Linked DNA regions of Homo sapiens: regions 1 and 3 are each linked to region 2. A link is a loop called in an ENCODE intact Hi-C map of the cell type or tissue named here. Cell type or tissue: endothelial cell of umbilical vein. All regions are shown on one strand.

Evidence for each region. A loop is a pair of places that touch in the nucleus more often than their neighbours do. Peaks named below come from ENCODE experiments on the same cell type or tissue, not always from the same donor. Only the 100,000 strongest peaks of a DNase experiment are listed, where the experiment ranks them.
Region 1: it touches region 2 in a loop (3-fold over the local background); 74 of 110 quality-filtered maps call a loop at or near these places.
Region 3: a loop joins it to region 2, with 5 times the contacts of the local background. A loop is called at or near these places in 49 of 110 quality-filtered maps.

What each region holds. Positions count from the first base shown.
Region 1 is chr17:78,877,584-78,882,583 of GRCh38, reverse strand. All of the region lies in intron 1 of TIMP2 (TIMP metallopeptidase inhibitor 2), which reads left to right. Among named protein-coding and RNA genes, the nearest start is that of CEP295NL, 23 kb to the left of the region's middle. RefSeq lists enhancers at 631-1,131, 1,926-2,817, 2,818-3,711. In endothelial cell of umbilical vein, no CTCF peak of the experiment used is centred here; a DNase peak (open chromatin) is centred at 2,743; H3K27ac peaks cover 2,056 bases.
Region 2 is chr17:78,931,948-78,936,947 of GRCh38, reverse strand. No RefSeq gene overlaps it. Among named protein-coding and RNA genes, the nearest start is that of TIMP2, 9.1 kb to the right of the region's middle. In endothelial cell of umbilical vein, no CTCF peak of the experiment used is centred here; DNase peaks (open chromatin) are centred at 727, 2,557 and 3,347; H3K4me3 peaks cover 641 bases; H3K27ac peaks cover 3,184 bases.
Region 3 is chr17:78,859,244-78,864,243 of GRCh38, reverse strand. All of the region lies in intron 3 of TIMP2 (TIMP metallopeptidase inhibitor 2), which reads left to right. It overlaps LOC124904068 (a long non-coding RNA gene), which reads right to left and starts at 2,019. Exons shown (of 2, transcript XR_007065924.1): 1 at 1,817-2,019. RefSeq lists silencers at 91-291, 2,946-3,146 and an enhancer at 1,643-1,937. In endothelial cell of umbilical vein, no CTCF peak of the experiment used is centred here; a DNase peak (open chromatin) is centred at 1,883; H3K27ac peaks cover 1,823 bases.

The DNA of each region.
Region 1 (5,000 bases), 54 kb after region 2:
GAGCTTCCATGTTTCTAAGCTGTCTTTACTGTGATCCTGAAGCCCAACGAGATTAGTTACACACAAACATTTAGGGATCCCACAGCGATCTGAGAGCAGGGCCATGAAAAATAGTCATTTATTACAGCAGTTGCAGGGCAGGGCCACAGCTGTGTTACTGGACATCTGTCCTGAGCTGAGGGTGTAGACACCAGAAGTGGGGAAAGTGGGCTTCACCTCCCTTTTCAGACTCTGATCTTGTGGGTGGCTGGGGCAGAGGGGCCCCTGGTACACCCTCAGCTGGCGCTTTAGACATATTAATCAAAATGGTCAGGCCGGGCCAGGTGGCTCACGCCTGTAATCCCAGCACTCTGGGAGGCCAAGATGGGTGGATCACGTGAGGTCAGGAGTTCAAGACCAGCCTGGCCAACATGGTGAAACCCCATCTCTACTAAAAATACACAAAATAAAAATCAGCCGGGCATGGTGGCGGGCACCTGTAATCCCAGCTACTCCAGAGGCTGAGGCAGGAGAATCGCTTGAACCCAGGAGGCCGAGGTTGCAGTGAGCCAACGTCGTGCCATTGCATTCCAGCCTGGGCGACAAGAGCGAAACTCTATCTCAAAAAAAAAAGAGGATATGGAGCCCCTGCCAGGTTGACCAGCCATATGGTGTCATTACATCCACCCAAAAGGGACAAGAGACTCTCATCCCCAATGGCAACGCCAAGTTATAGTTACAGATGTTAGCAAGGGCGTTACTAACTGTGTGATTTGAGGGTGTGGACATTGGCACTCATGGCACCCCACTTTTCTGGAGAGTTTAGACAAGGCGTGGAACGTCACAGTCCTTTCCCAGTGAAAGAACAAAGCTGAGTCCACCTGCAACTGCCATTGGATCCTCCCCAGGAGTAAGTGGAGGTTGGGTTTCATCCGGGAGAGAAAATGGTTTCTTTGATAATTCCTCTGAAATGACTGGCATGTAATTCCACCCAGAGCCAAATGAACCAAATGACGCTCAGAAGACGTCTGCGGCTCCGGCCTGCAGTTACCGCGTTTGCGTCTACGCAGTGTGGAGTCCTCCAGGGCTGGCCCCTGGGATGCATGCAGTGGCCACTGGTCTTCATTGCCACTGTGGGTGCTCTGGGCTGACTCTGACCCAGCTGCAGCATCAGAATGCCCCCCACCCACTAGTGATGTGGGCCAGTAGGGTCTTTGGCACATGTGTGAAGCCCCCACCCGACTCCCAGGAATGACCCATGTTGAGAACATGGGGACCCCTTGGCGTTCTCCGCTGGGCCATAAGCAGGACAGGACAGAGGGGAAGGAGGCGCTTTCCCTGCCAGTGCTGGTCCTATGGGCGCCCCTCCCCAGGTGAAAGCTGGAGCCTGCAGAAGAGGGTGGACGGCTGGGAGGGGCCAGTGCCCTCCAGTGATACTGAGCAAACCCTCCCAGTCCGAGTCAGTGTGCACACAAGGTGCAGATGATCGGGCCGGGTTTTGACTTTGTATTTAGCAGCCGAATGTGTTTCTGAGTCCCAGGGATCCCTGCACCTCGTCTGGGCAGACAGGTGACTTTGAGGGACAGTGGGCCACCTTCTCCCGCTGCCTGAGCACGTCCCGTAGCCGAGACAGGCGCTATGCTGTTACAGTGTGTGGAGTGCCCCGGGGAGAGGCTGTGAGTGGTCTAGACGTTGGGTGTTGATATCCACCGGTTTGCCTGTCCCAAACTTGGGCCTGGGAGCCCGGCAGAGTGGCTCAAGTGGAAAATGTTCTATATGGTATATTTATACATATAGCATGTGGGATTCCTCCAGCGAGCAGTTGGGCCCCTGGCAAGATAATAAAGAGAATTCAATGAGTGTGGAATAAGTACATTTCTTACAGGCAATTTTCTTTTTCTTTCAAAGGCAGGGTCTGGTTCTTTCACCCAGGACCGAGGTGCAGTGGTGCATTCATAGCTCACTGCAGCCTTGAACATCTAGTTCATACAATTCTCCTGAGTAGCTGGGACTATAGGCAGATGCCACCACGCCCAGCTAATTTTTGTTTTTTTTTGTTTTTGTTTTTTGTATTTTGTTTTTTATAGATGAGGTATTGCTATGTTGCTCAGGCTGGTCTTGAACTCCTAGCTTCAAGCAACCCATCCACCTTGGCCTCCCAAGTGCTGGGATTACAAGTGTGAGCCACTGCACCCGGCCTTTCGAGGCAATTTTCTTTTGGGGTCTGTCTCCCTCCCCCAATTGTGGGCATGGCTTGTTCTTATTTTCCGCAGGAACTTCCATAGTACTTCTGTGGACACAGGAGGATTGGAAAGATGTTGGTGGGTGTATGAAGGGGACGTGAGGACGCAGGACCCACGTGTTGATGGCAGCAGAGGGGACACCGAGGAGAGAGAACAAGGGAGGACCGTGCCACAGAAGCCGTGGCGTCTCTGCCTGGGGCTGGCGTGGTTGGAGTCTGTGGAGAGTGCCGCCCCTCCGGCCAGCCCTTGGCCCTGGCACATGCTGGTGACACCAGGTTCTCCAGCAAGCCCCCTTCACTGTCTGCTCCCCTCCGAGAGCAGCAGCAGCCGGTCCGGCCTCTGATGGTTTTCCAGGGGCGGTTGTGACTGTCGAAGTCTGACCGTAGCCCATCCTCTTTGGATCGTCTCCCGCGACCTTGGTTTTCCGCCCACCCGGTTCTTTTCCGTCCCCACTCTGGCGGGTGCGCTCGGGATTGTTTTTGCAGGGGGGAAGTGACATCATATGGTGTCCTGGGCTGGAGGGGTGGGGGTGGGGACCCTGCAGTTGCGTGTGCTTTGAATTCAGCCGACGGTTGTACATTCCAGTAGCCGGCATCTGGCGGTGAATTCATCAGCCAGTGTATCACCCTTGATCTCAAACCCAGATGTTGTGTTCACAGCAGAAGGGAAAGAAGGAAAAACGAAATCTGAGACGCCCAGGGAGAGGCCGTGGTTTCTGGGCTCAGGGCAGTTAGAACGAGAGTCTTTATAAAGACTCCCCCTCTCGCAGCTGCCTCTGGCTCCTTGGGGAAGGGGCAGAGGAGCAGAGCAGCCCCTCTCGGGGGCATGGACAGGAGATGGGCTGACACCCACCCCAGTGCCTAACACCAGGCCCAGCACCCAGTAGGTGTTCAGTAAACGTGTCTGTGCCACAATTTTCATTTCTTCCCAGATTCCTTATGTCTCTTCGCTTTCCCCAGCCCTGTTCTTCACATGGCCTGGGACTCGGAGAGGCCCTCCCTCTTTTGAAGTGGCCTGCTTTCCCCTACAGAACTGGTGGTCCATCCTGGAGCTCAGAGTGCGGACCATTGCCATTGGCATGGAAATGTATTCCGGAGAGCTCTCTCTCCCTCCTCCTCTGTCCACCACTGGGCATTGGAAACTCTCCTTCTCTGTGTTCCTATCCATCGTCTGTCATCTTGCCTGGATTGGATGCTCCTCCCAGGCAAGGCCTGCTGTATGCAGGATTCACCCTGTACCCTCTCTTCACCTGCTGTCACCTCTGGGCAACAACCCCCGACAGGTACCCGCTGCTCTGAGCAGGTCAGCGGTGCAGATCCCGCTATGCCAACTGGTGTGCACCGATCAGAGCTGTCAGCTGGCCCCTCTCCTTCATGTCTGCGGCGTGCTGGTGCTTTGGGGAAGGTTGCCGTGGAACTGGTCCTTCTTTGCCTCTCTTGATTCCCATTTTCCTTCTTTCATGTAATTTCTCATTTTGCAAAGTGGGGGAGGAGGTGCCCACCCCCAATTTAAAGGGACCCTGAAGAATCTGAATTCTGTTCCCCAGGGGCAGACTAAAGCAGCCCAGGGGAGATGGAGATGCCCTCAGGCTCTGCTCCTCCAGGCCCCTCACCCCCACTTCCCTGCCCCTCACCCCCACTTCCCTGCAGGCATCTGGCGGCCTCCTCGCCAGTTCACTTTCTAGTCCTAACCCCACGTGGCTACCCTGGACCCTTGATTTGACCAGCCTCCTCTTTTCTGACACTTTAAAGAAGGAAAGTGTGTAATCTGCAGCCCCCAGGCAAAGCTAGCACGCTGGGAAGCTGCATCAAATCGAGAGTCTGTGGCCTGCTGACCAGGACCGGGTCTGTGTACCTGAGTGGCATGATGCCACCGTCCCAATCCCTCACCCACGGGAGCGGGAGAATTCGCCCTGCTTGTCTATGCGATGCTCGTGGTCCTGAACTGTACACGCATTAGTTCCCGGGCACCGCAGCCTCCACACCAGCCCCTCTAACAGTCACCACGACCTTGTGAAGTGTCAAGACTGTTGTCATCGTCTCTGTCTTAGGTGTGAACAACTGTGGCTCAGTGAAGTCAAGGAGCTTCTCAAAGATCACGCAGCCATCCAGGGGTGAATGCAGGATCTCTGTCTCTTGCTGCCTCCTTCAAATAAGTGCCCAGCTGCCACCTGGGAGCCTTAGGCGTTTTTGTAAGAGAACAGCATGTGAACCTCAATGCCCATGGTAGGATGCAACATTTTGGCCGTTTTGAAGTAATCTTTGCTTATTTTCTGAACTCCAGTGACATGCTTGTTGAGTGCCTATTGTGCGTTAAGCATTGTGCGGCTTAGTGGACCATTGAAAGGCAGCTCCAAGGCCGGGCGCGGTAGCTCATGCCTGTAATCCCAGCACGTTGGGAGGCCGAGGCAGGCGGATCACGAGGTCAGGAGTTCAAGACCATCCTGGCCAGCATGGTGAAACCCCGTCTCTACTAAAATAAATACAAAAAATTAGCCGGGCATGGTGGCGCGTGCCTGTAATCCCAGCTACTTGGGAGGCTGAGGCAGGAGAATTGCTTGAACCCAGGAGGCGGAGGTTGCAGTGGGCCAAGATTGCACCATTGCACTCCAGCCTGGATGACAGAGCTAGACTCCATCTCAAAAAAAAAAAAAAGAAAGAAAGAAAAGAAAAGCAGCTCCAGAAATTTCCAAAATAACATACAGAATTCAGCAGACTGTAATAAAGGCCGGCTTGCTGCTCCTACTGGAACTGTTGATTCCTTTGGATTCTGCTGGCT
Region 2 (5,000 bases):
TGTAAAAACAACAAAAAAAGTTCTTCCAATATTTGCCTGTGAACTACAATGTCTGGGATCGGCTTCGAAATAATCCTCTTGGGTGGATGTTGATGAAACAAACCCGGATGAGTCGATCAGTTTCCAACGTGGGTGTTGGTCCATGGTCAGCCTGGTACTGGCCTCTGTCCTTGCAATTCTGAAATTTTTCATAATACTTTTGTTTGTTTGTTTTTGAGACAGAGTCTCACCCTGTCGCTCAGGCTGGAGTGCAGTGGTGCGATCTTAGCTCACTGCAACCTCTGCCTCCCGGGTTCGAGTGATTCTTCAGCCTCAGCCTCCCGAGTAGCTGGGATTACAGGCCTCCACCACCAGGCCCAGCTAATTTTTTGTATTCTTAGTAGAGATGGGGTTTCACCATGTTGGTCAGGCTGGCCTCGAACTCCTGGCCTCAGGCAATCTGCCCACCTCAGCCTCCCAAAGTGCTGGGATTACAGGCGTGAGCCATGGCGCCTGGCCATAAGTTTTTTGTTTTTTTTTTTTTTTTTAAGTAGCAAGTAGGAATATGGCCAGAGCATCCTGTCGCAGACTCTAAGGGGCAGAGTCGGTGAGCAGCGACAAGTAAGGGACCCTGGAGCCCCTCCCCACCACCCCACCGCCGACCACTCTCCCTCCCCACCCCTCTCCCTGTTGACGTCCATGTCGTCCAAGAACCCTCGGCTGTGAGTAATAAACGCGCCTCTCGGCGGGAACATGTGTTTCCAATCATCGGAGTAGCAGTGAGTCACCACCAACAGCTGCCGCTGTCTCCATCTCCCTGCACTCACCTTCAGCCCCCTGTGCCGACAGCCCAGGCTCTGCCCCCACCCGGCTCTGGCTCAGCCAGCCTGACCCCCTGGAGTCCTGGGTGTCCTCCGGCCTGTGGGCCTCCCAGCGCCGCTAGCTCCCTGGTCTGAAGCAGTGCCTGCCTCCTCCACCTGGATCACCCTGACTCAACCTCCAGGTCCCACTCGAGACATCCCAGACAGCCCCCCCAGACCACCCCAACCCTGCTGGCGCCCGTCCATTGTCCTGGGTCGCACCACAGTCACCGCACCCAGCACACTCTTTGCAATGGTCTCTGTCTCTTTCATATTAAAGGATGGTTTGCGCTGCAGGAAGGAGGGGTCACTCCCCATCCATTTCCCTGACGTCTGCACAGCCCATGGCTGGTGCCCAGTAAATACCAGTTGAATGAATACATGAACTATAGCCTTAAGAGGTTACAGTCAGTAGGGGAGACAGACATCAGAATGAGAAATCTATGAGATAAAATACAGGGAGTCTGGATGAAGTCAGGGTGATGAGCCACAGAAATGCGGGGTCCACCTCTGCCGGTTGCTAGGACGACTGCATCTCCGCCCCGCCCCAGCTGGGCCCCTCCCCGGGGCTGCAGCGCATCGCCTCACTCTCAGCTGGCTGTTGCCTGGTGAGCAGGGGTTGGAGGCCAGGCCGGTCTTAATGAGGAAGGATGGCTGAATGCGGGGCAGGCAGTGTCTGATGGGGCTGGGAGTGACTGTGGGCTCTCTCATCAACGAGGCCACATCTAGGGCGTTCTGCTACCTCCTTCAAGGGGTCAGAACCACAGTCCCACAGGACAGGCAGCACCGACAGCGACCCAGAGCACCCTCTACCCCAGCAGGGAGCCCAGCCCAGTGCAGGTGCGGTGGGACACCACCTGCCCAGACATCGGAGCCTTCCTCATGGGCATCCACAGCAACACGGCTCTGGCTGGGTGGCACCTTCGAGGGGAGGCAAGCAGGGGCCGGTGAATGCAGGGGACGCTGAGGGGTGACGAGCCGTCAGCCTTGTTCCTGGGCCGGAGAGCACCAGGACAGAACCAGGGTAGCCAGTCACGCAAGAGGCAAGGCAGAGTGTGATGGGTGACAGGGCTGTCACAGGTGTCCACAGAGCCTAGGGGCCCTCTGGGGGCTGAGAGGAAGGGTGGCCATGCCAAAAAGTGAGTTAACGAGTCAGACTCAAATCTCCAGAAACCAGCTGGGAATGGCGAGAAGGATCTGAATCGCTTTCCAAGAAGCTTGGCTCCTTCTCACCTTTCTCCTGCCTCACTGCCTCTGATCTCGGTGGTAGTGACCACAGCCACCCCCAAGCCTGCTCTTCCTGCTGTCCAGCACTCCAGCTCAAGGTTGAATGAGGACCTTCAGGAACTCTGCCCCTCACCCCAACCCATCCTCCCCAGGAGGAATCCAGGGACTCAGACCTGTCCCAGGCTTCAGGAAGCCGGTTCCAGAGGACGTGAGGCTGAGTTTGAAACTGGAGGTAATGAGAGTCTGGCTCGGGCCTGATGCTGCTGCTGGCCACAGGGTCCATATCACAGAGAAACTGAAGCATCCCCAGAGGAGAGAGAGGAAGGACCAGAGGGGAGGGCAAGGAGGAAAAGCAGGCGGGACAGGAACAGAGAGAGAAAAACAGGCCTGGGGAGAGGGGAGGAGAGAGGGGACATTCTTGGGCACAGACCTAATCATAGCCTTGAAATGAAATTTACTGCTGCACTCAGCATGGGACAGCCGCCAGCTCCGCCAAGCCAGTCTCCCTTCTGTTTGTACGAGGTGATGACATCATGGCCATGGGGCGTCACTCACACGGAGGAGGAGGAGGAAGGCCAGCTGGCGAGAAACCTGAGCCTCCCCTGGCCAGGCTTCCAGGCAAGGCAAACCCGAAACCATGCAAGTCAGCCTCCACAAATCCCTGCTGAGCTGGGCAGCCGGTTCCTCCACTGTCCACCCCTCCCTCATGGCCAGCTCCGGTCCCCAGCACGCCAGCTGAGGCTGCTTCCTGGGGAGAGCCAGTGATGGAGAAGCCCTGGGGACCGTCTCTGCTCGCTGGCCCTGGTCCCCAACCCGCCCATGAAAGGAAGCACATGACTGCATGCCCAGGGCCAAAAGGAAATAGCCCGGGCATGAGGAAACACCAGCCCCAGGCCCAGAGCATCCAATCCCAGCATCTCGCATGTTCCTCCTTGTGCTTATAGGAACCAGTCTACAGGAGGATCCAGGAGAGCCAGAGTCGCAGGTGTGGGGGCAGACAGGTGGGGAGCAGGTGGGGAGAGACAGCAGAGCTCAGCGGCATAAACTCTTGGGGGTCCACAGCTGCAGAAGCCTCTTGGAAGGAGGGCCCGGGGGCCCTGCTCAAACTGTCCTTGCAGGATAGGAGATGCTTCCGAGTCAAAGAGGAGGCAAAACCTGGCCACAAAGAGGAGAGACACTGCCATTTCAGCCCACGTGAAGCAAGGTCTGCCAAGGCTGCCCGGCTCAGGGGTGAAACCACTGTTGCATCCGGGCGGCCTCCCTGCAGGAAGGGTTCATATGCTTTCAGCCTGAGTCATCTGGTCTAAGCTGTTTACCCGTGGCAGTCTGTAGAGCCAGTGATGTCATGGGCTTCTTGCTTACCACCAGGACAACCTCTCTGCCTCTCCTCCTTTCTTTCTGGTGTCACTAGAGACTTGACCAGGGCAACAGGGCTGGCTTTGGGGCTGCTGCCTGGGGCTGTGAAGGTTGTGCCGGGCACAAGGGGTGTGCAGAGGCTGGAATCCAAGCAGGTTTGCTAAAGGGAGGTGCCCTGGCTCATGGCTGCTTTTGCCCTGAGGGGTGCCTGTCTGCGGAGGGGCGGTAGGTTGGGGTGACAGGAGATGGAAGTGACGGAGAGAGGCCAAAGTCCCACCTTCTCAAAGATGGCCTGTGGGATGGCATGAAATAGATCAACAGACTCTGCCAAACAAAACCCAAAGGGAAGGCCGGGCGTGGTGGTGCATGCTTGTAGTCCCAGCTACTTGGGAGGCCGAAGCCGGAGAATTGCCTGAACCTGGGAGGCAGAGGTTGCAGTGAGCCGAGATTGTGCCACTGCACTCCAGCCTGGGCAACAGAGGGAGACTCTGTCTCAAAAAACAAAACAAAAACAAGCAAACAAGAAAACCAAAGGGAGGCGTGAACCAAGAGTGGCTGGAAGGTGGAGCAGGATCTTTAAAAAGTAAACCCTGATGGCTGTGGCCAAGAAGGCTTTAATAGTGTTATACAGAAAGGGTGGGAAACATCTGTGCTCCTTCCCCCAGGCCTGCCCATTTCAGGGCCGGACCCTCATCGGAATATTACATTACCTGCTCCACACGGAACAGGACAGAAGACACCCACCTACCTGAGTTCCCATTGCCCAGGCGCACCCACTAACCTTTCTGTGAACACCTTTGTATGCTTCTTTTTTTTTATTTTTTATTTTTTTGAGACAGGGTCTCACTCTGTCGCCCAGGCTGGAGTGCACTGGCACGATCTCGGCTCACTGCAACCTCCACCTCCTGGGTTCGAGTGATCCTCCTGCCTCAGCCTGCCAAGTAGCTGGAACTGCAGGCGTGTGCCAGCATGCCCGGCTAATTTTTGTATTTTTTGTAGAGATGGGGCTTCGCCATGTTGTCCTGGCTGGTCTCAAACTCCTGGGCTCAAGCGATCCTCCTGCCGTGGCCTCCAGAAGTGCTAGGATTACAGGCGTGAACCACCGTGCCTGGCCTGTATACTTCTTTCTAGATCCACTCACATATTTGACTTCACATATATGAAGTATTATACATGCTGTTTATTATGGAAATTTTTTTTTTAAGAGTCAGGCTCTTGTTCTGTTGCCCAGGCTGGAGTGCAGTGACCCAATCAGAGCTCACTAAAGCCTTGAACTCTTGGGTTCAAGTGATCCTCCTGCCTCAGCCTCCCAAAAAGCTGAGACTACAGGCACATGCCACCATGCACAGCTAATTTCTTTCTTTCTTTTTCTTTTCCTTTTCTTTTTTGGCAGAGTATCGCTCTGTCGCCCAGGCTGGAGTGTACAGGCACGATCTCGGCTCACTGCAAACTCAGCCTCCTGGGTTCAAGTAATTCTTGTGCCTCAGCCTCCCGGGTAGCTGGGACTACAGGCATGCTACCATGCCCAGCTAATTTTTTGTATTTTTAGTAGAGACAGGATTTCGCTATGTTGGCCAG
Region 3 (5,000 bases), 73 kb after region 2:
CTGGGTGTGGTCATGTGCACCTGTAGTCCTAGCTACTTGGGAGGCTGAGGCAGGAAGATCTCTTGAGCTCAGGCATTTGAGGCTGCAGTGAGCTAGGACTGCACCACTGCACTCTAGCCCAGGTGGCAGGGCGGGACCCTGTCTCTGTTTTAGAAGAGAAAAAGATAACGACTAAGTGTCATGAAAAGATGTGAAGAAATACAATGAGATGCCCGAGTGAAGGCTCTGAAAACACCTGCTCGAGTTCGAATGTGTGCTCTGACACCTGACTCGTTAATGTCCTTGGCCAAGTAACTTTACCTGTCTGTGCCTCCCATGCCGATCCGTACATGGGGGATGATGACAGTAGTATCTGCCCCACGAGGGGTTGTTGAGAGGATGAAAGTGGGAGTAGGAGACCAGAAATGATGATCACAGAGATGCTGGTTATCTTGGTCAGGCCCCACTCAAGGGTAGCTGATAATTTTATGTCTTACACTGGAGATGACAGTGACCCATACACGCAGCACAGCACTGCATGAAAAGCTGGTGAGTCGATACAGAGAGTCATACTGAAGGTCTAAGGAGGGCTAGGGTAGCCTGTAGCAGAATGAGCGTGAAGGCTCTGCTGAAAGGGCATTGCTCCCTGGACCTGTGGCGGGATCCTCGGTAGAAAGCTGACATTGAAAGATTTTGAAGAGCTTTAGTTAAAAAGTTAAAAACAGCCCAGCGCAGTGGCTGACGCCTGTGATCCCAGCACTTTGAGAGGCTGAGGCGAGTGGATCATGAGGTCAGGAGATTGAGACCATCCTGGCTAACACAGTGAAATCCCGTCTCTACTAAAAATACAAAAAATTAGCCAGGCATGGTGGCGGGCGCCTGCAGTCCCAGCTACTTGGGAGGCTGGGGCAGGAGAATCACTTGAACCCGGGAGGCGGAAGTTGCAGTGAGCCAAGATTGTGCCACTGCACTCTAGCCTGGGCGACAGAGCAAGACTGTCCCCCCACCCAAAAAAAATAAATAAAAAATAAAAATAAACCAATGTTGGCAAGGCTATGGAGTAAAGGGAACGCTTAGGAACGCTTATGCGCTGTTGGTGGGAATGTAAACGAGTTCACCCACTGTGGGGCACACTTTGTAGATTTCTCAAAGAACTGAGAAAGCAACTAGCATTTGACCCAGCAATCCCACTGCTGGGTGTATACCCAAAGGAAAATAAATCGTTCAACGGCACTGCGCCCGTATGTTCATTACCGCACTATCTGCAATAGCAAAGACACAGAATCAACCCAAGTGCTCATCAATGGTGACTTGGATAAAGAAATGTGGTGTATATATACTACGGAATACTACGCAGCCGTGAAAAGGAGGGAAATCATGTCCTTTGCAGCCACATGAGTGCAGCTGGAAACCATTATCCTAAGGGAACTAGTGCAAAAACAGAAAACCAAATACCACATGTTCTCACTTAAAAGTGGGAGCTAAACATTGGGTACACATGGTCATAAAAATGTGAACAAGAGACACTGGGGAATACAAGGAGGTGGGAGGGAGGAAGCAGGATAAGGGCTGAAAAAATTCTACCTATTGGGCGCTATGCCCACTACCTGGGCGATGGATCCGTTCATATGCCAAACCTCAGGGACACACAATATACCCATGTAACAAATCTGCACATGGACTTCCTGTTTCTAAAAATCAACAAAGATTGTGAGACCTGCCCAGTGGCCAGCTGGCTGTGTATCTTCTCCACCAATGAGGCTGCATTACTTCATCCTCCTCTCCCTGGGAGGGGGAGCAGGGGTGAAGCTGTTAATGGCCACAGTGGCTGACTCACCTCATGGCGAGAGGAACCTCTCTCATCTGACTTCTTTCCCAGCCTTGGTCAGATGACTCCACATTGAATCTGGCATTTATTTCCCGAGGCAGGAACCTAGATCCAGTTTGCCTCGAGTCAGGATAGACCCTTTATCCAGGGGCTAACCAGAAATCACAGGGCACAGTGAACCACTCAGCTCTGGCTGGCTGTGGCCAGTGAGTGACCGCATGGCCTGAGCGGGCCACCTCCTCCTGGACCGATGACTCAGTCTCACGTGTCGAGTCGGGCACCAGGAGACTCATACAGAGTTGGCCCTGTAATTTTCTTCTACATTCCTCTTCTCCAAAAGGAAAAATAAACATACAACCCTTCGTTACAAATTTTAATTCCCGGTTTTCTGTAACCCAGACTCATGCCTCGCTTTTCTCGGAGACAGACATAAGTAGAACATCGCTGCAGATGCTCACGGTGTGTACACCCAACCAAGTCTTAATCAGACCAGAGGCGGTCCTCTCTTCACATTTATACATGACAGCCACGTTCATGTTAGCCCAATAACTAGGACCATTGAAAAGATACAATTTTTTGGCTGGGCGCAGTGGATCACTTGAAGTCAGGAGTTCAAGACCAGCCCAGCCAACATGGTGAAACCGTGTCTCTACTAAAAAATACAAAGATTAGCCATGGGTGGTGGCGCATACCTGTAATCCCAATTTTTTGGGAGGCTAAGGCAGGAGAATGCTTGAACCTGGGAGGCAGAGGTTCCAGTGAGTCGAGATGGCACCGCTGCACTCCAGCCTCGGTGACAGAGCAAGACTCCGTCTCCAAAAAAAAAAAAAAGAAAAAATACAATTTTCACTTCATCTCTTCTTCCTGCCATTGCTTACCTCCTGAGGAAGCCAGAATTGGTGGTAAAAGGCCAAAAGAGAAGATGGCAGGAAAAGGCAGAATGTGAAGCATATCATTAGAACAAGCACGGGTGTGTCTCATCAGTAAACTTATTGAGCAATTACTATGTGCAGGGAACTGTGGAAACAAAAGGGTTAAGACACAGCCCTTACTCTCTATACGTACTCTCTGATTAAGGAGCGAGATGCAGAAGAAAGGCAAATCTAATAGAAAGTGGGAGTTAATGCTGGTCAAGTGATACATACAGTGGAAATCACCATAGAAGCTGGGAAGCCAGGATAGAGCTTCAGCCTGTCTGTAGTGGCAGGTGCCCAGGCTGGACAGGGAAGGGGCTGCGGTATACCTGTATGGGCGCCAAATGCCAGAATCAACCAGGATACAGGAATGGGTTCCTTTCCATCTGTCTGTTTTGCTCCTTCCTGATCTATTCTGAACTCACAGAAAATAGCTATAGGTCTAGTGGGGAAAGTTATATATCTAATTTTGATTTTTTTTTTTTTTGAGACGGAGTCTTGCTCTGTTGCCCAGGCTGGAGTGCAATGGCGCGATCTTGGCTCTTTGTAACTTCCACCTCCCGGGTTCAAGCGATTCTCCTGCCTCAGCCTCCTGAGTAGCTGGGATTACAGGCATGCACCACCACCCCCAGCTAATTCTTATATTTTTAGTAGAGACGGGGTTTCACCGTGTTGGCCAGGTTGGTCTCGAACTCCTGACCTCAAGTGATCTGCCCACCCTGGCCTCCTAAAGTGCTGGGATTACAGGTGTGAGCCACCATGCCCAGCTAGTTTTGAATTGTTTAAGGCCACCCAAACATTTACCTTATGAAGTTATAGGATTTGGAATAAATGTTACAGGAGTAATTCTACTTTCTCATCCTGTTCCTCACCTGGAATGTCACATAAGTCTAAACGGAGAAAAGGACCCGAAGATAAAGGAACAGCTAGAACAGGAAGTGCGAGCATAAGAATTCAAACCCAGGGAGCTGGCACAATGAGTGCCCCGTGCCCAGGACAATGGAGGCCACTTGTGTCTGCTTGGAGCCCCAGGCAAGCCATCCACATTTCCATGGCACAGGGGTGCAGTCGATGAGCTGCATTAGTCCTTCGCTGGGCTGTGTTTCTATTAGTGGATCCTCTGAGGCTGGTGCTGTGCCTGAGATCATTAAGTCAGATGCGCTGAAACTTTGTCAAACAAAAGTGCTTAGGGCACAGCCTGAGGCTCTGTCTGCTTCTCAAGGAATTGCCCATCAGTCTCTGCCAGGCGTGGGTGCTCATCACTGACACCTGTGTCTCTTCACAAGGGGCTGTTGTAGCAGGAGGGATGAGGTTTTTTTTGTTTTTGTTTTTGTTTTTTTTGTTTTGAAGACAGAGTCTTACTCTGTCACCCAGGCTGGAGTGCAGTGGCTTGATCTTGACTCACTGCAACCTCCACCTCCTGGGTTCAAGTGATTCTCCTGCCTCAGCCTCCTGAGTAGCTGGGACTACAGGCACCCGCCACCACACCCGGCTAATTTTTTGTATTTTTTTTATTTTATGTATTTATTTGAGATGGAGTTTTGCTCTTGTCACTGAGGCTGGAATGTAGTGGCATGACCTCTTCTCGCTGTAACCTCTGCCCACTGGGTTCAAGCGATTCTCCTGCCTCAGCCTCCCGAGTAGCTGGGATTACAGGTACCCACGACCATGCCCAGCTAATTTTTGTATGTGTAGTAGAGACGGGGTTTCACCATGTTGGCCAGACTAGTCGCAAATGCCTGACCTCGAGTGATGTCCCTACCTCAGCCTCCCAAAGTACTGGGATTACAGCCATGAGCCACCATGCCCTGCCTGAAAGATTAGTTTTTATTTTATTTATTTTTTATTTATTTTCTTTTTTGAGATGGAGTCTGTCTCTGTCGCCCAGGCTGGAGTGCAGTTTGCAATCTCGGCTCACTGCAACCTCCACCTCCCGGGTTCAAGCGATCCTCCTGCCTCAGTCTCCTGAGTAGCTGGGATTACAGGCATGCATCACCACGCCTGGCTATTTCTTTTTGTATTTTTAGTAGAGACGGGGTTTCGCCATGTTGGCCAGGCTGGTCTCGAACTCCTGACCTCAAGTGATCCGCCCACCTCAGCCTCCCAAAGTGCTAGGATTACAGGCATGAGCCATCGCACCTGGCCTGAGGGATGAGTTTTTAAATGACTTCCATAGCTGTCATTAGGTTCTGTCAGCCACTGGAACACACTGCTTTGTTCTTTTCCTCCTGCTTGTAAAACGCCAAGGCTATTGCCAATGTAGTATCTTCAGCAAAGGA